Regions from separate parts of the Homo sapiens genome. Here region 1 is linked to region 2. A link is a loop called in an ENCODE intact Hi-C map of the cell type or tissue named here. Cell type or tissue: PC-3. All regions are shown on one strand. Each heading gives the region's core, and the rest is flanking DNA. Links, peaks and the distances in the headings are about the cores only.

The links. Hi-C counts contacts between places; a loop is a spot of excess contacts. Peaks named below come from ENCODE experiments on the same cell type or tissue, not always from the same donor. Only the 100,000 strongest peaks of a DNase experiment are listed, where the experiment ranks them.
Region 1: a loop joins it to region 2, with 4 times the contacts of the local background. A loop is called at or near these places in 1 of 110 quality-filtered maps.

What each region holds. Positions count from the first base shown.
Region 1 is chr16:65,276,163-65,291,453 of GRCh38, forward strand. LINC00922 (long intergenic non-protein coding RNA 922) reads right to left here. Exons shown (of 10, transcript NR_174971.1): 10 at 8,340-9,277. The region is part of intron 2 of LOC124903780 (a long non-coding RNA gene); the gene reads left to right. Among named protein-coding and RNA genes, the nearest start is that of LINC02126, 110 kb to the left of the region's middle. In PC-3, for the core only: no CTCF peak of the experiment used is centred there; no DNase peak of the experiment used is centred there; H3K4me3 peaks cover 720 bases.
Region 2 is chr16:65,367,659-65,382,949 of GRCh38, forward strand. LINC00922 (long intergenic non-protein coding RNA 922) reads right to left here. Exons shown (of 10, transcript NR_174971.1): 3 at 7,546-7,668; 4 at 4,575-4,611; 5 at 3,378-3,546. It overlaps LOC124903780 (a long non-coding RNA gene), which reads left to right. Exons shown (of 4, transcript XR_007065224.1): 3 at 3,439-3,527. Among named protein-coding and RNA genes, the nearest start is that of LINC02126, 200 kb to the left of the region's middle. RefSeq lists an enhancer at 7,322-8,521. In PC-3, for the core only: no CTCF peak of the experiment used is centred there; DNase peaks (open chromatin) are centred at 8,233 and 9,153; H3K4me3 peaks cover 419 bases; H3K27ac peaks cover 3,254 bases.

The DNA.
Region 1 (15,291 bases), core at 4,840-12,839, 91 kb before region 2:
AGTGTAAACCGGCAGTGTAAACAAGAGCAGGGCACGTATGAGTAGTTGAGAACGATGAATAGGAGTATGACTAGACAAAAGATAGTAGGGATGACAAGTTTTTTTGGGGGCACAGTCTAAGTTGCTCTGGTGTCGAATGAGACTGGGGCCTAATAAAAAGGAGCGTCTATACAGGAGCTTAAATGGGCTCCTGTACACCTTGTAGCATTCTGAGGACAGGCCTGAATTCTGAGAAGCAAAAGTGGTAAAAGTATTGTCCAGTCCTTTTTAAGTTGGTGGCTGAGCTTGGTGAGGTCTGTTTTTAAAAGACCTTTAGTCCACTCTACTTTTCTTGAAGATGGAAGACTGTAAGGGATATAAAGGTTTCACTGAATACTAAGAGCCTGAAAAACTGCTTGGCTGATTTGACCAATAAAGGCTGGTCTGTTATCAGACTGTATAGAGGTGGGAAGGCTAAACTGAGGAATTATGTTTGACAGAAGGGAAGAAATGACTGTGGTGGCCTTCTCAGACCCTGTAGGAAAGGCCTTTACTTATTCAGTGAAAGTGTCTATTTAGACTAAGAGGTCTAATAGTTTAGTTTCCTGACTCGGGACATGTTGAGTAAAGCTAATTTGCCAGTCCTGGGTGGGGGCAAATCCTTGAGCTTGATGTGTAGGGAAGGGAGGGGTCCTGAATAATCCCTGAGAATAGCAGATGGAACACTGAGAAGTTATTTCCTTGAGGATAGATTTCCACCATGGAAAGGAAATGAGAGGTCCTAAGAGGCGGGCTAGTGGCTTGTACTATAGCATAACCTGCCTTTGCTGGTGTGTGGCGATTAGGCCTGGTGGAACTGCCACCAATAAATCAAGCGTGATCAGGGTGAGGAGCAGGAAAGAATGAAATATGGGGAAATGGGGTGAATATCAGGTGGATCAGAGAGATACAGTCATGGGGGTCACGTGTGGTATTAGGAATAATGTGGGAGGCTGGACTGAAGTCCTGGTCAGGAACAATGGTAATTGTGGGACTTAAAGAGTGAGTACAGCTGAAGGAGCCGGGGAGCAGAAAGTATATGCATCAGGTATGAGGAAGAAAATAGATTTTGGAAGTTATGAGAACTGTAGAGAGTGAGTTGAGCATAGTTTGTGATTTTTAGGGCCTCTAACAGTATTAAAGCAGTGGCAGCCGCTGCACGCAGACATGAGGGCTAGGCTAAAACAGTAAGGTCAAGTTGTTTGGACAGAAAGGCTACAGGGTGTGGTCCTGGCTCTCGTGTAAGAATTCTGACCACACTAACCATGCCTAGGAAGGAAAGGAGTTGTTCTTTTATAAGGGATTGAGGTTTGGGAGATTAATCAGACACGATCAGCAGGGAGAGCACGTGTGTTTTTATGAGAATTATGCCGAGATAGGTAACAGATGAGGATGAAATTTGGGCTTGACTGAAGTAATGGGGGCTGTCTGTGAAGCCTTGCGGCAGTACAGCCCAGGTAATTTGCTGAGCCTAATGGGTGTCAGGGTCAGTCTAAGTGAAGGCAAAGAGAGGCTGGGATGAAGGGTGCAAAGGAATAGTAAAGAAAGCATGTTTGAGATCCAGAACAGAATAATGGGTAGTAGAGGGAGGTATTCAGGATAGGAGAGGATACGGGTTTGGCACCACGGGGTGGATAGGCAAAACAATTTGGTTGATAAGGCACAGATTCTGAACTAACTTGTAAGGCTTGTCTGGTTTTAGGACAGGTAAAATGGGGGAATGGTAGGGAGAGTTTATAGGTTTTAGAAGCCCATGCTGTAGCAGGCGAGTGATAACAGGCTTTAATCCTTTTAAAGTGTGCTGCGGGATGGGATATTGGCATTGGGTGGGGTAAGGGTGATTAGGTTTTAATGGGATGTAATGGGCATGTGATCGGTTGCCAGGGAAGGAGTAGAGATGTCCCATACTTGTGGGTTAAGGTAGGGGGATATGAGAGGAAGACGCGAAGGAGGCTTTCGGTTGGGGAGAAGGGTGGCAATGAGATGTGGCTGTAGTCCAGGAATAGTCAGGGAAGCAGATAATTTAGTTAAAGTGTCTCAGCCTAATAAGGGAACTGGGCAGGTGGGGATAACTAAAAAGGAGTGCTTAAAGGAGTATTGTCTAAGTTGGCACTAAAGTTGGGGAGTTTTAAGAGGTTTAGAAGCCTGGCCGTCAATACCCACAACAGTTATGGAGGCAAGGGAAACAGGCCCTTGAAAAGAAGGTAATGTGGAGTGGGTAGCCTCCGTATTGATTAAGAAGGGGACGGGCTTACCTTCCACTGTGAGAGTTACCGGAAGCTCGGCGTTCGTGATGGTCTAGGGGGCTTCCGAGGCGATCGGGCAGTGTCAGTCTTCAGCCGCTAAGCCGAGAAGATCTGGGAAGGAGTCAGAGAGCCTTGGGCCAGAGTTCCAGGGGCTCTGGGAGTGGCTGCCAGGTGAGTTGAACAGTCCAATTTTCATTGGGGTCCCACACAGATGGGACGCGGCTTAGGAGGAATCCCGGGCTGCGGGCATTCCTTGGCCCAGTGGCCACATTTCGGGCACGTGTAGCAAGCTCCTGGGGAAGGAGGTTCTGGAGGAACGCCTGGCCGCTGCGGTTCAGGCGTTTGGAAGTTCTTGTGTGCTGGAGATGTGGCTGGGGTTTGTCTCACAGTGGAGGCAAGGAATTGTAACTTTTTTCTGTTATTGTACACCTTGAAGGTGAGGTTAATTAAGTCCTGTTGTGGGGTTTGAGGGCCAGATTCCAATTTTTGGAGTTTTATTTAATGTCGGGAGCAGATTGGGTAATAAAATGTATACTTCAGGCCATCTGGGCGTATATGTGCAAGTCACAGGGGATGCGACGGCTTGGCTTGGGCTCAAAGGCCTGACACCAGTTTGCCTTGGGTCAGGTCCAATAAACTACGATGAGGGTATGAGCTTGCAAAGTGATTCACGTGGATGCCTTGGTTTGCAACATGTGCAGGTTGTGGTGGCAGGGATAGTGGTGGAGTTTTCTTAGAAAGATATGAGTAGGAAGCAACAGTCCTTATTTCTGAGAGAGTCTTACAGTTGCCTAAGATCTCACCACTATAGATCCCAAAGTCTATGGTCAGAACAAAATCTATCTGGATGTGAAGTCCCTGATCTTGCTGACATATCTGGTAAAGGCAGCATAAGGCTGACTCTCAGAGAAGCTGGTCTCTTGTTCAAGGTCACACGTCAGTAGGAAATGCAAGAGAGTGTTGTTCACCATTGTTAACTCTGTCCAACAGTGGAACATGCTGGAGAAGAGCCCATCCAGGCATTCATTTCGATCAGTTGTATTAACAGAGTTGCAGAATTTAGCTGGGTTCCATAGTTAAACTGATGTGGATTCAGGTCCAGAATCTGCCTTTTGTCAACTGTGTGATACTAGGCCAGTTAATCAATGGATAAACAAAGTACTAGTTCTGGGAATCCAATCCCTGGATTCTAGGAACCTCAGTTAATCTGAAATGAGGATTTTCAGCAATATCCTCTTTCAAAGCCACTCCCAATCTCAAATTCTGATAAGGGTCTTATGCAGGAGTTGGCAAACAATATCCCATCAGTCAACTCCACCCATTTTTGTAAATAAAGGTTTATTTGAACACACCCACACTCATTCATTGGCATACATGGCTGCTTTTGCACTACAATGGTAGAGTTGAGGAGTTGCAACAGAAAGTGAATGACCTGGAAAGCATAAAATATTCACTGTCTGACTCTTTACAGAAAAAGTTGGCTGACTCCTGGCCCAAAGGGAATTTATTTATTTCTGCCTTCAACTCCCATGCTGTTTTGCGCAGTTCTTGCCTTTCCTTGGTATTGTTCCCCTTCCTTTTATGAAAACTTAGAGACCAATCTTTGAACATATTCTCCCTGGGATCAAATCCCAGCTCTGCCACTCACAAATGGTGTGAGCCTTGGAAAGTCCCATTAATTTCCTAAGCTTTAGTGATCTCTAGAAAATAACATTAGACAGATGTATGCCATAGTGTTTTTCTGTGACTTCAAAGGTATAGTCCATGGAAGCTGCTTAGAAAGTGTCCAGGGGATGTTAGCTACTATTACGATGACTGTTCTTTTCTTTTTTAAAAAAAGTTATTTTTATTTGCACAAATTAATGGAGTATATGTGAAATTTTCTTATATGTATATAATGCATAGTAACAAGTCAGGGAACTTAGGGTGTTCATCACCAGTGCACACTGCATTTGTCTTAACTATAGTCACCCTACTCTGCTATCAAATATTGATTTTATTTTCTTAATTAATCACTCTGGGCAAGTTTCCATCTCCATGTTTCTTAACTAAGGAGTTTGACACTTAATACCTGGTAGCTCATGGTTAATACATGGTCTGGCCCAGAGTAAACACATTATAGGAAAAAGAGATATCTATTTTAATCCTCACAACATTCCTACTTTGGTGACAATATCACTGTATTTCACACAGGAGGAAAATCAGAGTTAGGAAGGTAAGCATCTTACCCCAAATCCCAAACCCTGTGAAGATCAGAACCAGGATTCAACCCCAAGGTTAAGGCCGTCCTCTACACCACCTAGAAATGCCAAAGTTCATAAGGAAACAATAATCCAGAGAGTTACCTTTCAGCACAGTGATCCATTTATTTCCAGTTTTTTCTTTCTTTTTGCATGATTTTCTTTTATACATAGTTGATATCTGTTTGTTTATGAATGAGTATAACTTTATATCTTGCTTTTTAAAAATACACTATTACAGATGTATTATCATCAGAAACTCTTGGTAACCATAGCTGTAAATGACTTAATAGTCTGCATAGTATCAGTACAAAGTATGAATATGTACATCAGAATTTATTCACACCAGATTTCCAGCCAACCACGTGTTACACCCCCCTTAGAGCAGGAATAGGTACAAAAGCCTGCTGTCTGCAAGTGCCAGGGAGGACTCGCAGGATGCCTCTGCCCATTCTCTCCCCAGAACAATGAGTCCCAGACAGTGCACAGAGGCCCAGATTCCTGAGACCGCCCAGTCCAGGCAAGGAGTCAGGTCTCCCGGCCGTCCTCCTTAGGTTAATCAGAAGCAGGCACGCTCTGCTGAACTGGCTACTCAAAAGAGAATACAAATGCCTAAGTCTCAGGGATAGAAGGTGGGCTCCACCAAAAACACACATACACCCTCCCCTTCCTTTCCCCCAGCACAGGAAGCTTCAGGCTAAAGGCCTATATGCCTCTCATGCATCCATATTCTGCATCTCCACCCCCTTCCCCAGCCGTGGGGGTTGAAGTTTCATTACATATCTCAGGAGGGGTCGTCATTCTTTTTCAATGAACATCTGGCCTAAGAGATCTCCTAATTAAAACCACCAACTAATTATTATCACCTACTCTTTCCACTTGTTGTTTATGATTTCCGTGTACTCCCACCTCACCCCCAAAACACATGGATTCCTTCAGGAATGGTTAGTCTCTCTTAGCTCCCCCCACCCACTTTAATGAGTCTTATGTCCCAGCCTTGTTTCTCAAGGAACTGGAGGTCTGGGACCCTGATTACTACCAGGGTTTCCAATTGCCTATTCTCCCCCTGGCCTTTCTGAAAGGATCTATTGAGAAAGAGGTCATGATTAAAGCCCTCAGAACAAGCAAAGTGTAATTGAAGCAGTGCCTGGCGCCTCTCTGCTTAACCTCCCTCCCCATAAACTGCAGCCAAGCACAGCAGGCTGCAGACCCCCTTCCTACATCTCTCTCTACAAAGGAAAAGTGAAGTGTGAAGTGGGGGCGGGGCCATCCCAAGTCTCTGCAAGCCAAAAATGCAGGTAGCTAAGAGGAAACATCTTTGACACGTGATGAAGATATTTGGGAAAATCGATGCAGAAAAAAATTATGTCAGACTTGTCACAAAGAGAGTGAAAAATGTATTTATATTGCATACACTTTGGGTTCATACATGCAACTCAGACATTAAAGGTTATGAGGGACCCCTCAGGAGGGTGGTATGATGTGGTAGAAGGAGGCTGTGCTTCTGAAATGTTCTGAATCCTCAAGATGCCCAGTATTGCCCTGGCTGTAAAAAATCTTGGAGTAGTTACTTCATTTTTAGCTTCATTTTCTTGCAAAACTCTTCCTTGCAAGGTACTGGGGAGGACTCAAGAAGCTGGCTTGAGTATCTAATACAGTCTGTGCATAAAGCTGTTTACTCATTGTAAATGTCTATCTTTTCTTTTCCACACATGCATGCACGTGTGTGTGCGCACAGGCACACTGAAACACCAATAGTTATAAAGCATATAAGCTAGGTACCATTATTTTAACTTGAGGGAATAATGGCTAAGATATGATTATTATTAAGAAGGGAATCAAGCCTTCCTTGGAAGCTACCTCAAGAGCTCTTAACATATTACTACTCTTGGACGCTGATAAGTGCACTATGTTGCATATAGAAAGATACTTATTACAGCATCATTTATAGTCCCAGGGCAATTAAAGCAATAAGGGAAATAGCTGAAACATACACTCAGAGTTTACTGGTGTGAATAAATTATGATATACACATTCATACTTTGTACCAATACTATGTGGACTATTACATCATTCATAACTATGGTTACCAAGAGTTTCTGATGATCATATGTCCATAATAGTGTATTTTTTAAAAAGCAAGATATAAAGTTATACTCATTCGTAAACAAACAGATATCAACTATGTATAAAAGAAAATCATGCAAAAAGAAAAAAACTGGAAATTAATGGATCACTGTGCTGAAAGGTAAATCTCTGGATTATTGTTTCCTTATAAACCTTGGCATTTCTAAGTTGTGTAGCGTATGGCCTTAACCTTGCGGTTGAATCCTGGCTCTGATCTTCACAGGGTTTGGGATTTGGGGTAAGATGATTACCTTACTAACTCTGATTTTCCTCCTATGTGAAATAAGTATAGTGATAATGTCACCAAACTAGGAATGTTGTGAGGATTAAAACAGAAAATGCATGTAACATGTTTAGCTTGGCACATGATACTATAGTTCATTATGTTTTCCTGGTTAAAAAAATAAGTTGGAATGGGAGGAGCAAAAGCCCAACAGAGACCAGGAGAGTGGAACTTCACTGACAGAGGATGCAGCTGGGGCCAGGCCTGTCTGGTGCTGAGGGGGGGTGCCTGGCAGCAGTGGCCCAGTCCCTATCTCTTTCCACAAACAAACAAAACCCTTCTGGAGTGAAACTCCACACTGACCATCTGTGTTCATTCAACACCCACATTCACCCTTTTCACCCCCTGCAGGTTCCATTTTCAGCTTTTCCTTCTCTTTGATGTAGATAAAAATCTGCCTGGAGCAGCCAAATGTTTTAAAGTGGTGAGATTTAGACTGCAGGCCCCTGCCTGTGTCGGAGAACATTCTTAGCCACGTGGAGGAGACCAGATTGAGGTCAGCAGCACCTGGTGAAGGGGCCTGGTTCTTTCCTATGCTAAGTACAACACTGAGCCAGCCCATGGCCCGGAGTCTGCATTGGAAATAGGGGCTGTGTTCTGACTTCACTCAAGAAGCCATTAAGTGGAAGACTGTGGGTTTCCTCTTCAAACTCTGTCCCTGCTTTCTGTCTCTCTCTCTCTCTCCCCCTTTCTCTCTCTTTCTCTCTCTCTCTCTCTCTCACACACACACACACACACACACACACACACTCCAAGATCTTTTTGGGGGCCCTAAATGCTTCCCAAGAATTTCTGTTATCCATTCCTATTCCTGCAGAACCACACATACTTCTCTAGTGCACAACGGATATTATTTTTCAAGGACTCATATAATCTTGGTTTTCTCAATTTGGTGAACATTTCACAAAGGTGGGAATTGTATCTGATATGTTTGACATTGTATCACCAGTGCAATACAGTCTGGCAAGATAGATAGTTTGGTACCCAAGTGAATAAGTGAATATACCAGTAGAAGCTCTAACTGAATTTAGGAGCCCTGACTAATCAGAGTCTTGAGAGTTCCTGGCTGTAGAGAGGCAGGGAAGGTGATGCCATTGTATGGGACAAGACTGGCTGAGGGATTCCAATGGTCCATAGCTCACTTATTCTTTCTGGCTTGCTAAGAAGCATGGAAACTCAGGGCCCCAACTTTGTTTGTTCTTTGTCTGTGTGTGTCTGTATGCACTTAGGGACTTTTGAGCTTAGTAATCATGACCTTGGGGGTAGCTATTATGATGCTCTCACTGAAGCTGTTTTCCTCTGTAGCCAGTCGTGTGCATTTCTGATCTCAGTGTACAATGTATGGCATGCAATAGACCCTCAGTTAATGTTTGCTGCTTCTTAAAATATTAGAGTGTGCAAAGAAGACTTGTAAACTAAGAGCAGGAGGCTCCAAAGACAGGTTTAATTTAAAACAAAACAAAACAACAACAACAAAATAACTCTCTTGTTTCATGTAAGTCGGACCAACAGAGGTTTAATAAACCTGTCTGCCCAGTTAGTTTGCTCAGGGAGGATCAGATGGCTACCTGGTGTCTTAAGAGAACAGCAGCAACCTCACAGGGCTCCTAGGGGATACCATCGTCTTTGGCCATGGAGCTAAGTCTCACGGCACTGTGCAACAGGGCCATCACTGAAAACCAATCAGCAGCTCCAAACGTGATCTCACAGTCTTCAGACACAGCTCAGGACTCCAGTCACTGCTATGTGATTCGAATGCACATACCTTTTCTATGCCCGTTTGGTTTCATATTTCAGTTTCATGCTAGGAATCGGGATTTTTGTGGAGCTGACTCTTTAGTTCTTTGGGGACCCCTTAGCTTTGTAGTAATGCCCTGGGATTGCCTTGGCCTTGTCTGTAATCAGAGTTACACAATCAAGGAAAAAGCGAGCTCGGGGCTGTCATTTCAAATGGAGGAGCAGCAGGGAAGAAAAAGTTATTTGGTTGTGTCTGCAGAATGACATTGAACCCTTCGAGAGGGCAGTGGCTCCTCCACCACCTCCTCTTCTGCTGTGTTCCCTTTGGGTTTCCTATAGAGGCAGTGGCTGCCATTTACAACTCCCCCAGAATTTCTGTCCCCATCATCATCTATCCAGCTCTCTGGCAGGGGTACATTCTGCTCCCCCGAGGTAACCTTGAAGCTAGTGTCAATGATGGATTTGCACAACTTCACTTCTGAGTTCTGAATACATTTTTTCTGCATGACACTGAGGGAGGGGTGAGGTGTAGCGCTGGGCTGCAGCCACCTAGCTGTCTGTCTTCATTTAAAGGATTGTAGCCTGGCTCCACAGGAGAATCTTAATGCTTGGCGGTCTTGTGTGTGCTAAAGAGAAAGAAAAGAACACAAAATAAACAGTAATGCCTGCACTCCCCAACCTGGCCCCCTCACCCTCTATCCCCCCACTCCCTTTTATTTCTCTTCCTACCTCTCCTTTCCTTAGCACAATATATATCCTCACCTGTCCTCCCTCCATTCTAACATTTAAGGCAGTACTTTATCTTTTTTGTTCTCTGCTGGATCTTTAATGCCAGGAACGGTGCCTGGCATATAGCAATCAGGCTCTGAATAAATATTTATTGAATGAATGGACTGGACCTGGTGACAGCGTGGGTTTGAGATGAAACAGATGGCAGTGGCAGTTCTGGTGCTGACAGAGAACAGCTATCTGCTCCAGCAGCAACACCTCCCTTCCAGGAGCCTCAGTTTCTACATCTATATAAGGAGGGTTGTAATTACCCAGACCTGCCAGACATCTTGTGAAGATGAAATGGAAGGATTCATGTGAAAGTGTCTATTAAGCTACAATATTCCATGTGTGAGTCATGGTTTGTTTAGCCTGATTTTAGTGTTTTGATTGCATTTTTTCTTTCTGTCGGGGACTTAAAATCCTTTTGAAAGTACGTAGAATATAAGTGATTCAGATAGAAAAAGAAAGTAGATGAGAATATTTCACAAATAAGGATGTAGCATTAAAATGAAGTTCTCACAAAAGTAAAAAAAAAGTACAAATGGTAAAAACACTTCTAAGAACAATTGGGAATCAGCCCATTGATGAGAGAGGTGACTTTAGATGGAGAGGTGACTTTAGAAGTCAAATTGGTGATGATTATACACACACACACACACACACACACACACACACACACACACACTCTCAGAGTGGGCAAGGGTCCCATGAGATGACACTCATACATTCCTGGTGAAAATAGAGATTCTTACAAAAAATAATTTAGCATCAAGCATCAAGAGCCTTAAAATATCGATTTTTAAAAATTGACTAATCTAACTATTTGGAATCTATCCAAAGAATGAATTGCAGGTAGAGTTGCATGTATAAGATAGTTCAACATGATGTTGTTGCTTATAGTAGAGAACTGTTGGTAATAACCAAATCCCTGACAACAGAGGAAAATTCTAAAAACATTTCCATAAAGAATAATGCATTGAAATTCATCAATCACAGATATTATGCTCTAAGAGGATTTAATGTCAGGGGAAAATGCTGTCAATGTAATTTCAAAGGAAAAAAAGAAAAAAGCTATATAGATGGCATTTTCTCAGTTTTCAAATAAAAGCACATTTATATACAATAACTATTTCAAGTGTACAAACACAGAAGTAAAATTACCGGTCCCCCATAACATATGATAGGTACTACATATTTGCAAATTTTACATATATGTATGTATATGTAATTCATTTTTCTATCAATGCTTTTTTGTCATTTTTTGTTCTTTAAATTTTTGTTGATATGTAATAATTGTACATATATGTGGGCACATGTGATATTTCGTTACATGTATAGTATGTGTAGCGATCAAGTCAACATATTGGAAGTATCCATCACTTTAAGTATTTATTATTTCTGTTTTGGGAACATTTCAAGCCCTCTCTTCTAGCTATTTTGAAATATACAACACATTGTTGTTAACTATGGTCACCATACTCTACTATGGAACATTAGAATGTATTCATTCTATCTGACTATATGTTTATACCCATTAACCAACCTCTCTTCACTCACTTCCCCCACACCTTTCCTAGTCATTTCCATGTTATTCATAATAATAATACATTACTTTTGAAATAGAGAATAACTATTTTTCAAAGTTATTCAAAACTCTAATTTCTAATCTTCATATTACATGTTAATAAACGTACTAGTTATATTATTGCTAAGCCTGACATGTTAAATAAACAATTGCTTTCAATTGCATAACACAATTCTCAATTGGGGAAAGACCTGAATTAGACAAATGAGGCCCCAGTTATCCCAGGGAATTAGACCAGCCCTGTGTATCCCGCCCTTCACCTTTACCCCTCCCTTTTCCTGTTGAGAAGGCAGGGGCATAATCAGGGAAGAATCCCAAGTCGATTAGGAACTGAAATAGCTGACCCTCCCTGTCCCTGTCCTTCCTGGAGAACTAAAACCTCACCCAGAGGCCCCTCCACTGACCTCACTTCTCATACCCTCCAACAATGCAGGCAAATCCCTGGTCACTGTCTCAGTATTCCAGGCACCTGCTTTTCAGATTTTGAAATTGTTTCTCCTCTAACCAATATGTAAATTTTAGCAAGATTCAAAAGTCACAGGGGCTAAGGTCCATGTTAATTGGGCAAATTATACAGAAACATTGGATATTGAATTCAAAATGCCAAGCACATTGAGATTATACACCAATTATATACAGGTGTATTCTACACCTGCAAAGATTGAAAGCAAAAAGGTAAGGATAAAAATTCGCACATTAAAGCAATGAGATTGTAGATTTCCTTTCTGTTTTCCAAAATTCTATCTGAAGTTCATCTTCTATGGCTTATGCAGTAAAATTATTTTATAAAAAGTGATTCTCAATAAGGAAATGGATTCAGAAACTTTTAGCAACTTCCTCAAAGGCACACAGGAGGTAAGAGACAGAGCTAGGATTCAAATGAAAGCCTGTCTTGATTCTTCCATTCTTTTTAATCCCTTATGGCTTTTCTGTGAAATAAGATCAACCATCACAACAGTGGGCACAAGTCACAAAAAAAAAAAATGTTTACACAGAAACAGAAGACAGATATGTGAATGTGGATGGAAGAATATATATTTTAAAAAAGAAGGAAATCAAATAGGGGCTATGAAACCAACTGCATCACTTTTGCTAAATTGAGCCTTAGAAATAGTTGAGACTTGGGGGTCAGAAAATTGATCTCCCTCCACTGCTTGACATCCCTAGCTAATTCAAAGTCACCCAGTTAGACATTCTCTTAGCACTCTGAAAATTTGTTCCAGGGCATTTATCTCAGTTGCAATTTTACATTTCTTTTTGCACTTATTTATGGAGTGCCTTTCTCCTCTGTTAGACCCAAAAGTGCCTAAATGCAAGGCCATGACTATTTTCATTCACTCTGTTCCCCTCGAGTTTAGAACTGAGTTTGGCAGATAGTAAATGATCAATTAATGTTTGTTGGATGAATGGGTGGATGATGAATTTTTATCTGTCCTCATGTTTGAGCTGCTTGCCCTACTGTCCATGTGTTTTTCCCTTGGATGTGCTGACAGCTGGATTTCAGACCATTCTTTCAGCATCCCTTCACCATTATCAAGCTACGCCCTGCAGGAGGTACCGAGTCAGTTCTTCCACAGCTAAGTACTGTAGCTCTCTTCATCCACTCCTTCTACACTGAAGCCCTGGTTTGAGGGCCAGAATTTAATCTCAAGAACCAACTCTAGCTGAAAGGGGAAAGATTGCTTTACAAGTCTGCAAGCTCCATTTGTGAGGCCCCAACTTTGTGTGTCTTGTCTTTGCATGAAAACATTTACTTCTCTTCTCTTTTAGACTTCAGTTTCTTGAATGCAGTATCTGTAGGTACTATGGATGGAATGAAAGTTTCTCTCTCCCCAAATTCATTTGTGGAATCCCTAAGTCTCAATATGGTGATATTTGAAGGTGGAGCCTTTGGGAGGTAATTAGGTTTAGGCGAGATCATAAGAGTGGGTCTCTCTGATGGGATTAGTACCATTATGTAACGGGATGACTAGACCAGAACTCTCTCTCCACCATGTGAAGACGCAGTGAGAAGCCAGCTGTCTATATGCCAGGAGGGTGGGCCTTGCCAATAACCTGACCTTGGTGGCATCCTGATCTCAACTTTCAGCCTCCAGACTATACGCAATAAATGTTTGTTGCTTAAGCCACCCAGTTTATGGTGTTCTGTAACAGCAGCCTGAACTGGCTAAGACAAGTATCATTCTGTGCTCAGCATAGAGATCCATTCACTCTTTCATTCTTTAATTTATCATTTATTTGGTAAATTTTTATTAAGTACATATTTTGTTCAGGCCCTGGGGCTCCAGAAATGTCAGTAGCCAGTTTAGTGAGAAAAAAAACAGAGAAGGCTAGAATTCTGTTCCCAAGAATGAATGTCATGTTTCTGAAATCCCCATTGTTCATGCTTGAGGAACATGACAATCATTTAATTAACAGTGTTTCATTTGTGGAAGTTCATATTTAAGATTGAGAACTCAATAAAGGTGGTATTAATACTATAGTCTCATTTCAATAATTTAACTGGACATTTATTTTTCACTTAGAATTCTTTCCATACAATGTTACCGAGATGCTTTTAAATTTATTTTGCTTTGTTGCTAATATGCTTATTAAGAGGATTAAAGAGTGTGCCTCATCCATCAGCCAAACATCTATGTCACTTTGATTATATGAAACACAGTTGACTACCATACCAGCCAATTAGGTTCTAAGAGCTATAGAATAATTAGAACATGTTGTAAAATATATTTAACAAGTTTCTAGGACTATTTTTTAAAACTTCTTTGCACAGTTTCATTTATTTCAAATCCCACTTTCATGGGTTTCTTCTTCTTTCTTCTTTAATATCATTTCCCTGCAAAGGAGTTAAATCACTGTATATTCTCCAGTGTGGTAAATAAGGAAACAGTTTACCAAGTGCAAAGTCATATGCCATGGTTCCTTCTAATAGATCTCTATGGCTGTGGAGCAATTCCTAATAACCAATAATAATGGGAAAGTGGAATGTTAAAAGGGGAAGCTTTGCTCAAGACAAGAGACATTCTAGAGTTGGAGACTTAAGATGTTAGTTATTAAATGACTGCATCACATGAAAAAAATGGGAAATTAAAGGGGGCAGATTTTAGGGAGATGTTGGTAGACTGAGTGTCCCTGACTCTCCACAATGGAGAGGGGAAGAAGGTAATTCCTTCTTTCAAACTTCCACAGGTGGTCTTGGCAGTACTACTCTGAAAATTCAATGTATGTCTCTTGAAATTTTGGTGGCACAGCAGCCTGGTGTCTGGCACCTGCCTCAACAACAAACATAACAACAAGAAAAATACATGCTAGAAACTTTTATAGTGGAGCAAAGGTGAGAATGGCATGTTGGGTGGCCTACACTCCAAAAGTTGACCCTGCAAATGGTGTATGAGTGCTTACCATGATTTAGAAGAGCGATACTGCTCCTCTGCACCACCACACACACACAAGAAGAGGAAAAGAGATCCGGCACGGCATCTTATTGGACTGCTTCCAAACAGGGCTACCTGGAGGGTTGAACAGGTCCCAGCAGAGAATCTAGGTATCTGGCGACTGAAGAACAAGTCCTTGTCCAATGAAAACAGAGATACCTTCTTCTTGGCAAAAGAAGAGTGGGTAAGAGTAGGCTGGCGGATCTTTAAAGAACCAAACAAATGCTTTGGAGAAAGTCAGTTCTAAATAGCACGCCACCTATGCCACACTGCTACGTGACTACCAGCCACACAACAACTTCCCTGTGCTTCTTCTCATAATCCCATGCTGATGAGACTCAGAACCTCGGTAAATGAAATAAAAAGATGTCAAAGCACTGAGGGAGAAGGAAGAGAAGAAGCTGTCCACACACAGGCTCTCCTCCTGAAACTGCAGTTTTCATGTCTGCACTGGGGCACAACTGGTGAGGGAGAGAAATCTCAAATTAAAAAGAATATTGAAGTTTGGCCTTTCCATGGGATTGGATATTATACATTCTGAAGAGAGATTACTTTTTGTGAATTGACCTGAGAACTGTTCACAGGTGCTGAGAGTGAGTCATAAGGTTCAGGTACTTGCCATATTTGTCCAGCAGCAGGGAAAGACCTTGCACTACAGGGCCAGCTTTGGAGACATGAGAGATGAAGGTAGTCCACCCTATGAGTTTTTTTCTCATTTGATGTGATGGTTACAAATGACACAGAAACATTACAGAATTGAAAGGGTCTAATCCGACGTGAGGGATGAGAGAAAGTGTCTTAAAGGGGCAGATGTCTGAGGTGAGCCTTGAACAAGGAGTGAAAATTGATA
Region 2 (15,291 bases), core at 4,244-12,243:
TTGAAGCAAGAATGAACATCAAATTTATGGTAATGTTTGAGTGGAACAATGGTCAAATCATTGATGTTTAAAAAAAGTTTATGGAGGCCGCATGCGGTGGCTCATGCCTGTAATCCTAGCACTTTGGGAGGACGAGGTGGGTGGATCACGAGGTTAGGAGGTCAAGACTGTCTTGGCTACCACGGTGAAACCCTGTCTCTACGAAAAATACAAAAAATTAGCCAGGCCTGGTGGCAGGCGCCTGTGGTCCCAGCTACTCGGGAGCCTGAGGCAGGAGAATGGCATGAACCCAGGAGGCAGAGCTTGCAGTAAGCGGAGATCACACCACTGCACTACAGCCTGGTTGACAGAGTAAGACTCCGTCTCAAAAAAAAAAAAAAAAAAATTATGGGAGACAGTGCCCCAAAGAAATAAGCAGTTTGCAAATGGGTACAAGAGGAAAAGATGATGTTGAAGATGAAGCCCACAGTGGCAGACCAGCCACATCAATTTTGGAGGAAAAACTTCATCTTGTTTGTGCTCTAATTGAAGAGGACTGGCAATTACAGTATAAACAATAGCCAATACCTAGACATCTCAATTAGTTCAGCTTACACAATTCTGAATGAAAAATCAAAGTTAAACAAACTTTTCGCTCTATCAATAGGTGGCAAAAGTGTTATACCCAGATCAGCTACAGAAAAGAGCTCAGCTTTCGGTGGAAATTTTTAACAAGTGGGATTAAGAGCCTGAAGCATTTCTTCAAATAAATGTAATAGAAAATGAAGCATGGCTTTACCAGTACAATACTGAAGACAAGGCACGATTAAAGCAAAGGCTACTGATATGGTTTGCCTGTGTCCCCACTCAAATCTCACCTTGAATTGTAGCTCCCATAATTCACATGTGTCATGGGGGGAGACCCAGTGGGAGGTAACTGAATCATAGGGGTGGGTTTTTCCTGTCTTGTTCTCGTAATCGTGAATAAGTCTCATGAGATCTGATGGTTTTAGAAAGTGCAGTTCCCCTGCACACGTTCTCTTGCCTGCAACCATGTAAGACATGCCTTTGCTCCTCCTTCACCTTCCACCATGATTATGTGGCCTCCCCAGCCATGTGGAACTGTGAGTCCATTAAACCTCTTTTTCTATTTCTCAGTATTTCTTCATAGCAGTATGAAAATGGAATAATACAGCTACCAAGAGGTGGAAGTTGTCCAGTCAAAGCAAAAATGGACCAGCCAAGAACAAAGATTGTGTCAACAGTTTTGGGGATGCTCAAGACATTTTGCTTGGTGACTTTCCAGAGGGCCAAAGGGTTTCTTATGAGTGTGTTTTGAGAAAATTAGCCAAAGCTTTAGCAGAAAAATGCCCAGGAAATCTTCACCAAAGCATCCTTCACAACCATGGCAATGCTCTTGCTCATTCTCTCAACAAACCAGGGAAATTTATCAATAGTTTCTGTAGAAAATCATTGGGCATCCACTTTACAGTCCTGATCTGACTCTTTCTGACTTCGTTTTTTTTTTTTTTGTTTCCTAATTCTAAGAAAATCTGTAAAGGGTGTCAATTTTTCTTCAGTTAATAATATAAAAAAGATTGCATTGAGGTGGTTAAATTCCCAGGGCTCTCAATTTTTTTAGGGATGCTCCGAATGGCTATTATTGTGGCTTATAAAAGTGTCTTACACCTAGTGGAGCTTATGTTGAGAAATAAAGTTTATGTCTTTATTTTGTAACTTTTAATTCCATTTTTCCATGAACTTTTTGAAATCCCATTGTGTTTTAAAGTATTTATTTCTGCTTTACGTACAGAGTTATGGTTTTGCAGAAGGTGTGATAACTGATTCTTTCTGGAAAGTTAAAAATGGCTTCAGAGAAAATATGATTTTTTAAATCTTATTATTATTATTTTTAGACAGGGTCTCACTCCAGTCACCCAGGCTGGAGTGCAGTGGCATAATCATGGCTCACTGCAGCCTCAACTTTTTAGGCTCAGGTGACTCTCCCATCTTAGCCCCCTGAGGAGCCGGAACTATAGGCATGTGCCATCACTCATGGCTAATTTTTAGTATTTTTAGTAGAGATGAGGTTTTGCCATGTCGCCTAGGCTTGTCTTGAACTCCTGGGCTCAAGCGATCCATCCGCCTCAGCCTCCCAAGTGCTGGGATTACAAGCGTGAGCCGCTGCATTTGGCCAATCTGATTCTTAAAGGGCAGGTAAAAGGATATTTTCCACTAGACCAAAGGCCGCTGGATCTCATCAGGAGTTAGCAGTACTTTCAAAGGTCTGGAGTTGTAGAAGGTATTGGTGGAAAGTTTTATGTAGGTGGGGTACCTAATTCAGGGCACGGGATGAGGCAGGTGAAGAGAGAGAAATTGGAAGATGCCCATTGCTTGAAATTACAATTTAATAAGTATAGTCTTTGTTTTGTTCTGTTTTAAGATGACACTGTCAGCCTCTTGGGTGGTAGAATGGGAAAAAATGCCTACTAATTAACTATTTTTTTGCAGCGAATAAAATGATGACAGTTTGAACCAAGACTGTGGAATGGAATGAAGAAAAATAGATCAGGTCATTGAAGGTATCAAAAGCTTTCTAGGGATAAATAAAATGCATATAAATTGAACATGAAAGTAAGAGTGTGGAAGAATCAGGAATGGCTGAGTAGGGATGGAAGGAATTTTTTTTATGAAATGAGTTAAAAGTTACATAGTTTCAAAAAAGCTAAGAACATAGACCAGTTCATTTAAAATGGGTATGTTGAAACCAAAGATAAAAAGACTATTGCAAATTGAGACACTGTACGCTGTGAGTGAGGGGATGTAGGAAGATGACCTGGGCTGCAAGTCTAGACTGTTTTGGCTGCTAGATAACAAAATACTATAAACTGAGTAGCTTGTAAACAACAGAGATTTATTTCTTACAGTTGTGGAGACTGGGGAGTTCAAGATTAAGGCACTGGCAGATTTAGTATCTGGTGAGGGCCCACTGCCTGGTGCATAGACAGAGACTCCCAGCTGCATTCTCACATGGTAGAAGGGGAAATGAGGACTCTCTTCGGCCTCTTTTATAAAGACAGTAATCAAGTCATTCAGGCACCACCCTCATCATATAATCACCATCCAAATGTCCCACCTCCTAATATCATCACCTAAGGGGTTAGGCTTTCAATGTATGACTTTTGAGGGGACACCAATATTCAGATCATCCAATGAATCACAGCAGGACTCATACCTGTAATTAGCTTCCAGATCATATACCTGAGCTTAGAAGAGTGATCTTTAAGGATTATTGGTGTAGGTGTCTTTCAACCACATCAGGTAAACTGGTGAAGAAGGCATGAGAGCACATCTTGCTTCTCCTCTCCCACCATCACCTGAAACCTTGAGTTCCTTACCCAGTCAGCAATTAAGATGTTGCTATTCATGATTCTATCCTCCGTCCTTCATCTGTTGCAGAATCAGCTGGGAACAATGACTGCCAAAAGTGTCCAGAGGAAGTCTGCAGGACCTGGGTCTCTCCTAGGTGGAATATTCTTTGAAATCAGGTAACAGATACAGTTTGGGCTAAAGAGTGGAGTGGGTATGGGAGGGAAAACAACAGAATCGTCTGTGGAGGAATCATGGCTATGACCAGAAAGACACAAATGGAGTTAAACTGATACCCCAGACATGTCAGGGGAGCCCACAAAAAAGTGGTCAAAAGCTTTTAAAAAATGATAAAGTCAGCATAGGGCCATGTGGGCAGCTTAAGAACCAGTCCTCCATTAGCCTATACTTCTCACCTAGGGGAGTTTAATCCATCTTTGATCATTGTCAGTTTATGTCTCACCCAGTATTGGCAGGAATGGTGCAATACAGCTTCTTAAATAAGCCTGGCATGGTGAGGCAGGTGAAGCCCTGTCTCTTGGTAAACATGTAGAAAGCCTGCCATTGGTTAGACTAACTGAATAAAAAATTTGAATGCCTTGTCAAGCAACTAAAATTGTTTCATATCCATTTCTGAAATACAAGATGCTGGCTCTTCATTCATTAATTTTTAACAAATATTTACTGAGTGCATACTACGTGTTAGGCATTATTCATAACCCTGAGGATGTGAAACAGCAAAAAACAGACATAATTCCTGCTTCCATGGAATTTTCAATCTCTTGAGGAATGATAGACATTAATAAAATAATCACAAAACTAAATAATTAATTAAAACTGAAATTAGAGCTCAAATAGGAAGAAACATATTTCTATGAGAGCATGTAGCAAGCAGACATGACTTAGACTGAGGGGTGAGATAAGGCTCTCCAAGGAAGCAAGACTTGAGCTGTGAACTGAAAGGTAAGTGTGGTAGACCCAAACAGCAGGAGCAGCACTTGCAAAGATCCTGTGGCCAGGGGTCCTGAAAAATTTCTGTTGTGGCTGGGAATACAGAGAGTAGACATGTTCTAAGAAGAGGCTGAAAGTCAAGGGAGGAGCTATACAGATTCCTTGCTAAGGTTTTGGATTTTTCTCTTTATTATTCTTAGAGCAGCAGGTTTCCATAGACAAGTAATTTCCATGATTGTGTTGCTTCAAAATGCATACTGCTTTTATATACTTACCTCTTCAAAACCACACTTCTTGGCCAGAGCTATGTATCTGTGTGAGAAGGAAGCCAGAGATGGAGAAATGAATCAGACAGGTTTACAAACCTGGAGAAACCCAGTGTTTAGAAAAGAGGGAAGTAGCTAGATAATGATGCAACAGTGAAAATAATGGTAGGAGAAAGAAAAGCCTAGAGAGGGTAATAGGGTAAGCCTCCTTACCAGCCCTCAGGAAGCAAGGACAGATTCCCAGACTAGTAACATCTGAACCCAAAGGGCAGAGAATAATAGCTCATATCTGGTAAGTGCTTACTGTGTGCCAGGCACTAGGAAGTGCTTTTCATCTATATTTAAGGTAACAAAAGCCATATGAAGTGTATTCTATTATTATCCTTCTTTAAAAAGATGCAGAAACTGAGGATTGAAAACTTGAAGCAATTTGTTCAAGATCACACAGTTGGGACAGAGGAGGGCCAAGATTTGAACAAGGATGCTGTCTGCTAAATGTAAAGGCTGGAGGGCAGGGAGATTGAATTGTATATTTCAGATGAAAATATTAAAACATGAGATGTGTTGATTTAGAATAATTATAGCCTCTTCGAGAAATGTTTGAGGGCTTGTAAGTGCAGCTATCTTTGCCCAAATTTGGGGATAAGAGCTTGAGCCAAAATAACACGAACCTCCACTCTTAACAGAGTGGAACCTTTTGTGCGGTGAGTGCTTCAGAAATGAGAAATGCATATGCATCAGAGAGCGCATTAGTACTTAGACAATCCAAAAAGACCTGTTTTTATATCATTTGACTTTTCTTCTTTCCTCCTGTAATTACTTCATTTCAGTGAAATCACGCTGTATTATGATTTAACAACTGGAACAGTCACTTAAGCATTGATATTTTGCAAGCTCCTTTCTAATGTTCCCACCCACAATCTGGCCTAAAAAGGGAGAACAATGAGCGATCACTTAGGGGCCCAGATAAACCACACAGGAGTGCTCACTGGTCACTTTTGCTGTTTGAATCCTGCCCTGGTTATCAGCTGCCAGTATTCTGCCAGGAAACTCTAAGGTAGAATAATCATGGGACTAAGCAGGAAAGAGATTGCAATTTTTAAAGCATAGAGAAATTGGCATGGGGTGAAGATGTTGTAACTACAGGTTGCAACCATACTTCCTCTTTTAAAATTGACTGTTTCCTTCCACAATGTTGTAAGTACGTTTCTTTCCCCAGCCACCTCCAGATAAAAAGACAAAATGCCTCCCAAAGCTACGAGATGAACTACAGAATTCTAATTGTTCCCATGCTTCCTGAAGATTTGAAATTCCAGCCTGTGCTTCATTCCCATGCAGTTCTTGTTAACTCCACACATGGGTAAATAATCAAAGGTATCTAGTGGTCAATGAGTGTTTTCTTTGTAAAATGTATATCTACTAGGAATAGGTAGAGCTCTGAGCACAGTGACTTTTCTGAAGTACAGACTTTTAGCCCCAGGGGAAAAAAAAAAAATCTTAAAGACTGCTTTCTCGGCCCTGTAGTTGGACAAATAAGGGGGCTTTGGTCCTGATACGGATGTGAGCTGCCCAAGCTTGCAGGGTGAACTATGGGCTTCCTGATCCTAGCTGCTGTTATTTCAACTATGCTGCCCTGACCTAAATAGCTTTGCATTTCATACTAAGCAGTATGTCCCCTTACTTCCTAATCAAAGGTGTAATCAATCATCATTTGCAAGGCATTCATTTTGAGAAGTAGGAAATGAAATTCCCCAAATGTGGTTACATTCTAATTTGCAGGGAACCACTGATTCAGGAAAAGGAACTCCTTTAAGGGAAGGTCACCAAAATGTATACTGGCACAAATCGTGCCACTAAAAATTACTGTGAATCTAGAGCAGGGGTCAGCAAACTTTTTCTGTAAAGGGCCAGATGGCAATTACTGTAGGCTTTGTGGGCCAAATTGTAGTTACTAGCAACTCTGCTCCGTAACAAGAAAGCAGCCACAGATAATACAAAAAGGAACAGGCATAGCTGTGTTCCAATAAAACTTTACTTATGGACACTGAAATTTGAATTTTACATGCTTTTCACATGACATAAATTTTTTTTCTTTTTTTGATTTTGAAAAATAATTTTTAAATATGAAAAATATTTTTAGCTCAGTTATACACGAATGAGCAGTGGGCTGGATTTGCCCCTCCTGCCATAGTTTCTGGTCCCTAATATAGAGGAATTGTAGCTGTTTCTCACTATGGTTTGTACCATTAGAAAATATACATATGATGGTAAAAATAATTATTTTCAGTACAAATCCTGTTTTTCATTGCACTGAATGAAAAAATATCTAGATATTTCCATGTAGAGAAGTGTCCAAAATATTTAAAGGTATAAAGTAAATCCCTTTACTTCGTGGATTATAATCTTCATCAAATAGGGTTATATTTCATTTGTCCTCAAATAACCGACATCACAAGCACCTAATAAGTGATTCTTTGCTAAAATAAACCATGTCAATGCCCTCTGTAGGATCCTTCAAAATCTCCCTCTCACTGTAGATTTCATGGTTTCCAGAGCAGTTTTAGTGTTCTTTTAGATTTTCATTCATTCATTTGTTCATTTATTCAATAACTATCTCTTGAGCACCTATATAGTGGCATTCAAGGCTCTCTATGATATGATAATGGCCTGATTCTGATCTCGTGTCGTGACATGCCTGTATACACATTCATTTACTTATTCGATCCACTGATACTGGCTGTTTAAAATCTGCCAGTCACTGTTTGAGCTACTGAGAATAAGTAGTGGACAAGCCTATTAGAATTCCAGTCCTCATGGAGCTTTCAGCCTAATCACAATGAGCCAGGCGTGGTGGCTCATGACTGTAATCCTAGCACTTTGGGAGGCCGAGGCAGGCATACTACCTGAGGTCAGGAGTTTGAGACGGAGAAACTCCATCTCTACTAAAAATACAAAATTAGCTGGGCATAGTGGCACATGCCTGTAATCGCAGCTACTCAGGAGGCTGAGGTAGGAGAACCACTTGAACCCGGGAGGCAGAGGTTGTGGTGAGCTGAGATCACGCCATTGCACTCCAGCCTGGGCCATAAGAGTGAAACTCCATCTAACAAACAAACAAACAAACAAACAAAAAATCATGATGAATGAACGAGTTGCAACTTTGACAAAGGCTAGGAAGTAAAAGGACAAGGTGCTGTGAGATCGCGTTTCTCTCTATTCCAGTCATGCTGAATCTCTGGTGAGTTCCAACACTAGCTGTGCTCACCCATGCAAACACCTCTGACATGGTATCCTAGGCTCCTCAAATTCTGGGTAACTTCAATCGTCCACATTCAAAGGTCCCAGGATTGGGCTCCTTCCCATGCGAGCAGTCTAACTCCACCTGCCCAAGCAGAGTGGGCCATAACTGCAGCTGTGCCCCCATAGCATGCTGCCCTACTGTGATTGCTTCCTTTACATCTCCATATTTTATTAGTCTTGGAACCCTTCAAGTAATCATAGAGGTCTAGCTCAGCATTGTCAGCTTCTGTGCCAGTTGCCCAGCACAGTGTCAGGCTCAGCAGATAGGCAATGTTGAACAGAATTCAAGCATCATGACACATGGAGAGTCACTCACTGGAATGTTTATACTGTGCATTAAAAATAAGTCAGCCTTTATCATACACTAGTCACTCTTTCCTCTTCCCCTCCCTAAAGACACACCTTTAATTTCACAGCAACTTTATCTAGTATTTGTACTTTTTTCCGGAAAACTCACCTTTAAAGTGGAAGGTCAAGTTGCTTTACTCTCACTTTTTTCATTAAAGAGCCTGTTATGTTACATTCAGTTTGACTCCACACTCAGCAATTCCAGAAGAGAAGTCTCTCTTATTCGAATGGGGACTGGGAAGGCGGCAATAATTTGCAGAATCCAACAGAACCAGGCTAAAACATTTTTCTCCGTCAAGAGATGACACCATTTAACCCCAATTAACTCACATCTCAGGTTCAAGGCTTCGGGTTTACTAACCTGAATCAATACCCTACTCTATCAATTATGTAAATTCAAACCAATGACATTCCTTGACATTTTTGGAATTGGTGTTAAAATCCTGCCAAGCGGGGGCATCATTGGGAGCTACATTATGATCCTGTAGGAAAGTATTGTAGATGGATCATATTTTAGTTTTTTGGGGTTTTTGTTTGTAAGATTGAAAAAAAGAATCACTGGCTGGTTTCCTGAGACAGTGAAGAAGACAAAACACACATCGAGATTCTTCAGATTTCTTCTTAGTGCTGTCATTTATGAAAATTAATGAAAACCATTTAAGAGGGTGTAAATGAGCAACTAATAGATTTAGAAATCGACTCTCACTCACTCTTCCTTTTCTCCGGAGAGAGGAGGCAACAGAGTCTAAAGAAAGAGGGAGGTGAGCAGCTACATTAGGGAGCACAAGCATTGAATTTGGACAGACCTGGGCTCAAATGCAGGTCTGTGCGTTTCTGTATGGCCAAAGGCAATTCATGATAGCTCTAAAAGCCTCATTCACTTCATGTATAAAATGAGGCTATGCCTCACTTCAGCAAAGAGCTTTGCAAATATTACGCAAAACCTGTACCATCATCTCTGGAGTGCTTGGAGCCAGGAACATAGTCAGTGCTCAATAAATATTGGCTAACATTAATGTTACATCCACAACTAGACATTTTAATGCTTCGAGAATCCCAGACTGGTTTCAGTGCTGTCTTTGAATTTTCTTTTGTTCAACCATTCATTCATTTGTTCAGTAAATATCTGCTAGGCAGCTATAAGGTACATGGAACTGCATTACATCCCTGGGGAAGAAGAAATGAATGAGCAAGCCACAGCCCCCCTTTCTCGTGAAGCTCATGGTGCTCCCTAACCTGTCACAAGTAAATATGCCACTTTTCAATCCAGATATTCAAACAATCTCAAGCTTTCTGATGTAGGCAGTTAATCTGCCACGAATTTTCCTTCTGTGCTTGGCACATTGTAGTTGCTCAGTAAATGCCAATTAAATGAATAAATGTCAGTTGAGTGAATAGAAGGGTGATGGTAATGAATGTCTCCTATTCCAGAACACTGATGTGTGAGTCAGAGGACATAGTCCCTTTTTAATGTTTTTAAGAGATTGTGTCTGTGTGTGCATGCACATGCTTTGCTTAATTCACTCTCAGTCAAAGAAAATGTCTTGTGGAGATTTTAACATATTTAGGTTTAAGTTCTGGAACTAAACTTTATATCCAGTTGTCATGACAACTGTTTCTAAGACAATTAAATCCCAATCTGAGTATTCTGAAGGGCCAGTCATTTCTGGAGAGGGCTTTGTTTGGTTGGAGAGGGAGAGTCCTATTCAACTCTGGGCCCTGCATTTTATAGTCAGTCCTCTCAGAAGGAGGTCCCAAATCCATCACCCCTTCTATATTAGTTTGCTAGCCCTACTGTAACAAAGCACCACAAACTAAGTGATTTCAACAACAGAAACTTATTGTGTCACAGTCCTGGAGCTTTGAAGTCCAAAATCAAGGTGTTGGCAGGGTTGGGTCCCTCTGAGGGCTGTGAAGGGGAATCTGTTCCAGGCCTCTCTCCTTGGTTTGTGGACGGCTGTCTTCTCGTTTCACATGGTGTTCTCTCTGTAACCTCATACATCTTTCCTCTATGGGTATCTCTATCCAAATCTTCCTTTTCTTTTTTTTTTTTTTTTTTTGAGACAGAGTCTTGCTGTCACCCAGGCTGGAGTGCAGTGATCCAGGCTGCATCTTGGCTCACTGCAACCTCCACCTCCCAGGTTCAAGCGATTCTTGTGCCTCAACCTCCAGAATAGCTGAGATTACAGGCGCCCACCACCACACCCAGCTAATTTTTTATATTTTTAGTGGATGGGGGTTTCGCCATGTTACCCAGGCTGGTTTTGAACTCTTGAGCTCAGGCAATCCGCCCACCTCGGCCTCCCAAAGTAGTGGGATTACAGGCGTGAGCCACCATGCCCAGCTCAAATCTTCCCTTTTCATAAGGACACCAGTCATATTGGATTAGGGATCACCCTAATGACATCATTCTAACTTGATTACCTCTGTAAAGACCCTATGCCCCAATAAGGTCACATTCTGAGGTATGGAGCTTAGGACATCAACATATGGAATTTGGGGTGGGGGGCACAAATTGATCCATAACACCTTCTCACTGGCATGAGAAATTAGACCTTATCAGAATGCTATATATATCCTCCAAGGTATTATAAAGATGGCATCAACATTCCCTTTAAAAACAATTCCATAGGTTTTTTGGGAACAGGTGGTATTTCGTTACGTAAGTAAGTTCTTTAGTGGTGTTTTGTGAGATTTTGGTATACCCATCACCTGAGCAGTATACACTGAACCCAATTTGTAGCCTTTTATCCCTCACTCCCTCCCCACCCTTTCTCCCCGAGTCCCCAAAGTCCATTGTGTTATTCTTATGCCTTTGCACCCTCATGGCTTAGCTCCCACTTATAAGTGAGAACATACGATGTTTAGTTTTCCATCCCTGCATTACTTCACTTAGAAAAATAGTGTCTAATCTCATCCAGGTTGCTGCGAATGCCATTAATTCATTCCTTTTTATGGCTGAGTGGCATTCCATTGTACATATATAGTTTACATTCCCACCAGCAGTGTCAAAGTGTTCCCTTTTCACCATATCCATGGCAATATCTATTTTTTTTTATTATTGGCATTCTTGTGGGAGTATGGTGGCATCACATTGTGCTTACATTCCCATTTTATAGAGAGGAAAAGTAAGACTCAACGGGGTGAAGCTACTTGCCTCAGGTCAAATAGCTAAGAGAACAGGACTATCCTGGTCGTAGCATGACGCTATGCTAATACCCATATTTTATCCCATCATGTCTAGATGTTTCATGTTCTCTTTATGAGGCAGTCAGAATCTCAAGCAGAAGAACAGCTACTGTAACTTTAGTGCTCGACTCCCTTAGAAGAAGGGCAAAGTCTTCTAGATTCCTCCAATATCAACTTAAAATTAGTTTTGTGCAGCCCTGGCAGGCACAGCAATAAAAGAGATCCAAGGTGCATTTACCTTCCAGGCAGTAAACCTATATGACTGCCAAAGCTGTCATTTTTTTTTTTACCTTCTGAAAATGAAATGTTAATTCCCCCCTTAAGACCCTCCACAGATTTAGTTTGTAGGCTAATAACAGTTCACTTAAGAACAAGAGAAATGTCATCCCTACTTTGACGTGTGATCACAAAATAGAACGATCTTCAAATTCCCTTCAAAAGGGGAAATGTTTATGAATTCACTTTCAGTGGGGGATATAAAGGGATTTGTCAAAACCTGCTGTGATTTCAGCGATGCAGAAAAACAGTGCTGCATTCATTGAGCCAGCCCAAATGTGAGCTCATGAGTGGTACTGTCCTTCTGTATCCCTGCCCTTAGGGCTTGGGGTATTCTCAACCTCGTGGGCTTCTTAGGGTGTCCAGGGCATTCTTTTATTAATTTATGTGTTTGTCCCTTGTGACCTTGATTTGAAAAATAAAAAATACAATGGGAGACTTTTCACCCACATCATCCATAACAGCTCTGGCTAGGTCTTGACACCAGAAATGCCAAAGATATTGAGTTGCCCGGCTTTGTCATTGGGGCTTTACTTTCAACGTCTATGTAAAATCGGCAACTGGATTTGATTTCCTAGTATAGGCTTAAGAAGACTTCACAGCCACTGAGTTTCTTTTGCAGAAAAGGTTGTCAGCAATAGAGGTTAAAGCAACATCTTTCAAAGGCAGAAGGATAATAAAATGTTTTTATTTTTATGTACTAGTTATTTGTTGTCTGATATATAATGCTCATTATTTCATATTGCATTAATTTTAAATTAGGGATAATATACCCATTTTGCTGACTAGGAAACTGAGACTCAGGTGAGTTAAGTAATTTTGGCAAATTCATACAATTCATTTAGGCTCCAAAGTATAGAATCAAACCCACAATGATTTGACTCTTCATACTGTACTATGATTCCACCTATTATAAAATATCCATATTCACCCAAACATCTGCTCTCTGGTGGTTTGTGCTACCTTTATGACAATGAAGTCACTCACTTTACAAATGATGAAATATATCAGTTCTCTTAATAATGCTATAAGAGATACAGTTCCAGAAAGTTTGACAATTTGTTAGATGTCTCCTCATTTCGGATGAAGCTTACTTTTATCCACTTTAGACCCTTCAAGGACAATTTCTGTGAAGCTAATTCTTTCAGTGAAGAAAATATGAAGAGCCAGCATCTAAATTCTTATGGGCCTGGCTGTCACTTAACATCTGCTGGAGAAGAGTAGTGGGGTAGAAATAGTACAAGCCTGCAAATCAAGAAACTTGAGGTATTTGTTTTCATTCTGCCTTTGACTGGTTGCATGACCTTTGACAATTCCCCCAAGTCGTACGATGTCATTTCTAAGATAAGTAAAGAATGGGTGCACTATTTAAACACACACACACACACACACAATATAAATATGTTAAATTATAAATACTCAATAATTTGAAGAATTCTACTAAAATTGGCTTCTGTACTAGGGCTCTTACATACTTTAAGTATTAAAATTATTCCTCTTAAACAGATGAGATGTTAAGGGTCCCAGACATGTAAAGAGCTTCCATACTCATACACTGATGAAGTTGCAAATCAAACTCAGTAGTGTCTGGTTCCTAATTCATGTTCCTTCTACAATATTCCTTTACCTACGGTCATCTGAAATATTTTACTATAAATCAAATATATTCAACTTTGAACATGAAGTTGAGTCCAAAGGAAGCTCAGTGTATGATCCAATCTGCTAACAGGTTCTCTGTCTAGGTCCAGAGGTGCTTTTCTGGACCACAGGAGAACCAAGCCCATGGGTGTACATGGTCAGTCAATTGGACAGAGGTCTCAGTTGACCAAAGATCCCCTGAACTTGAAGGTGATCAGGGAGAGGAGGACCGGCAATCATTAGACTCATGTACAGATCTATTTCCATTCTCAGGAGTAGAACAGAATATTTCATCACCAACCACTCCACCTGCCTTGAGAATTTGGCTTGTTAGCCATACACCTGCTATACAAATTTTCCATTTTCTATTTGACTACAGTTCCACTTTTCTGGCTATGATTTCCTGCGAGGGAAAATTTATGACTTCACCTAAACAAACAACTATGACCACAACCTACCTTTGCAACACAACTGGGGAGATTAATCTTTAAAATATGGGGTAGGGGGCATTTTGGCATCCTCATTAGTTGTTATATTCTATTTCTATTCCATTTTAGGAATATATATCTTTTTTATTGTAAAAACAAAACAAAACAAAAAATAAAACAACAACAAAAGGAGAAGGGCTCAAAAATAAATAAATATTGATCCAAGATTCAGGGTAGGTTCCACTTCCAGACCCAAACCACCCACCATCATAGACTCTTCAAATGATCTACTTCCATAATTCCAAAAATTATTTGATTTTGTTTGCTTTTGTCTTTGTCACATGCCCAAGCTCTCCTCATTTTTCACTGCAACTGAAATGCTTATTCAATAATTACAAATTAAGCACTTATTAAGTCACATAAAGTGGTCATTGGGACAGAGACTGTTAACTTCAAGCTCATGGTGTGAGAGACAGACATGAAAAATTGGTTAATACAATATAGTGCAAAGAATAGTGACCTTCTCTCCTCATGGGATGGAGATGTGAATTTAGAGATGGCTTATTTCACTTAATTTAATATTTTCTCTCCTTCTCTGCCACACTTCACATTTCAGTTCATTCTGGAACTTGGGTCATCTCCCTTAAATACTGATCCAAATATGTTTTCTCCAACCTCTTTTAACCTACTAACTTGTCAAGTTACCTATATAATTGAGACTAAATCCTTAGGGTATCCTCAATGTTCTAGGCTCATGTTCTGTACATCAAGACTTATCTTCCTCCCTCTCCATGAATCTTGCACTCCACGTAAGCGCTTTTCATCATTCTCCTCATGTTCACAGGAAAACTCATACTTACTCATAACCTTTGCTTTTGCTGTTTCTCCCATCTCATGTGACCTCTGCCTATGAAATTTCTAAGCTTCAGGTAAGCCCCAGCTCTGAACTCAACTCTCTCCTAATATTCCCCAACTAGGCCATGGAATCTTAAAGATAGCTAGATCATCTATGGGCACACTTATCCCAGTTGAGTAATTTCGTTGCCCACCTCCAAGGTAATGAATAATACTATCCCCACTCTACGTTCAGTGACAAAATGATCTCTACATTTTTAGGTAGCTGTACTTCCTATTGAATTATCCTTACCTGTAGGATTTTTCATAGAGCCAAAATTAACTTCTCTGAAACAACACTTTCTTTGGCTTTGCTCTGCCTTTTGGAAAAGAAGAACAATTCTAACATCTTTCTTATGTATCTACCAATCACATGATTGAACCCAGTCATTTTTCTATTATCATCATTCTGCTTAGATCTCTTCTCCAGCCTAAATATCTTAACAGCCTCAACTCTCCTGCAGGTGGGGGAGATGTCACTCTTTCTCAACACCCTGTTCAAATGCAATACCCCAATGCAGCATGTGACCATAGCTGCAGTCTTTATAAAAGAAGATGGTTTACTTATCTCTTCTCTTTGTCATTGATTTTTATTAGAGTAAGTTCATGATTGCTTTTTCCAGCAGCTATTTTATGCTGCTGGTCATGGTGAG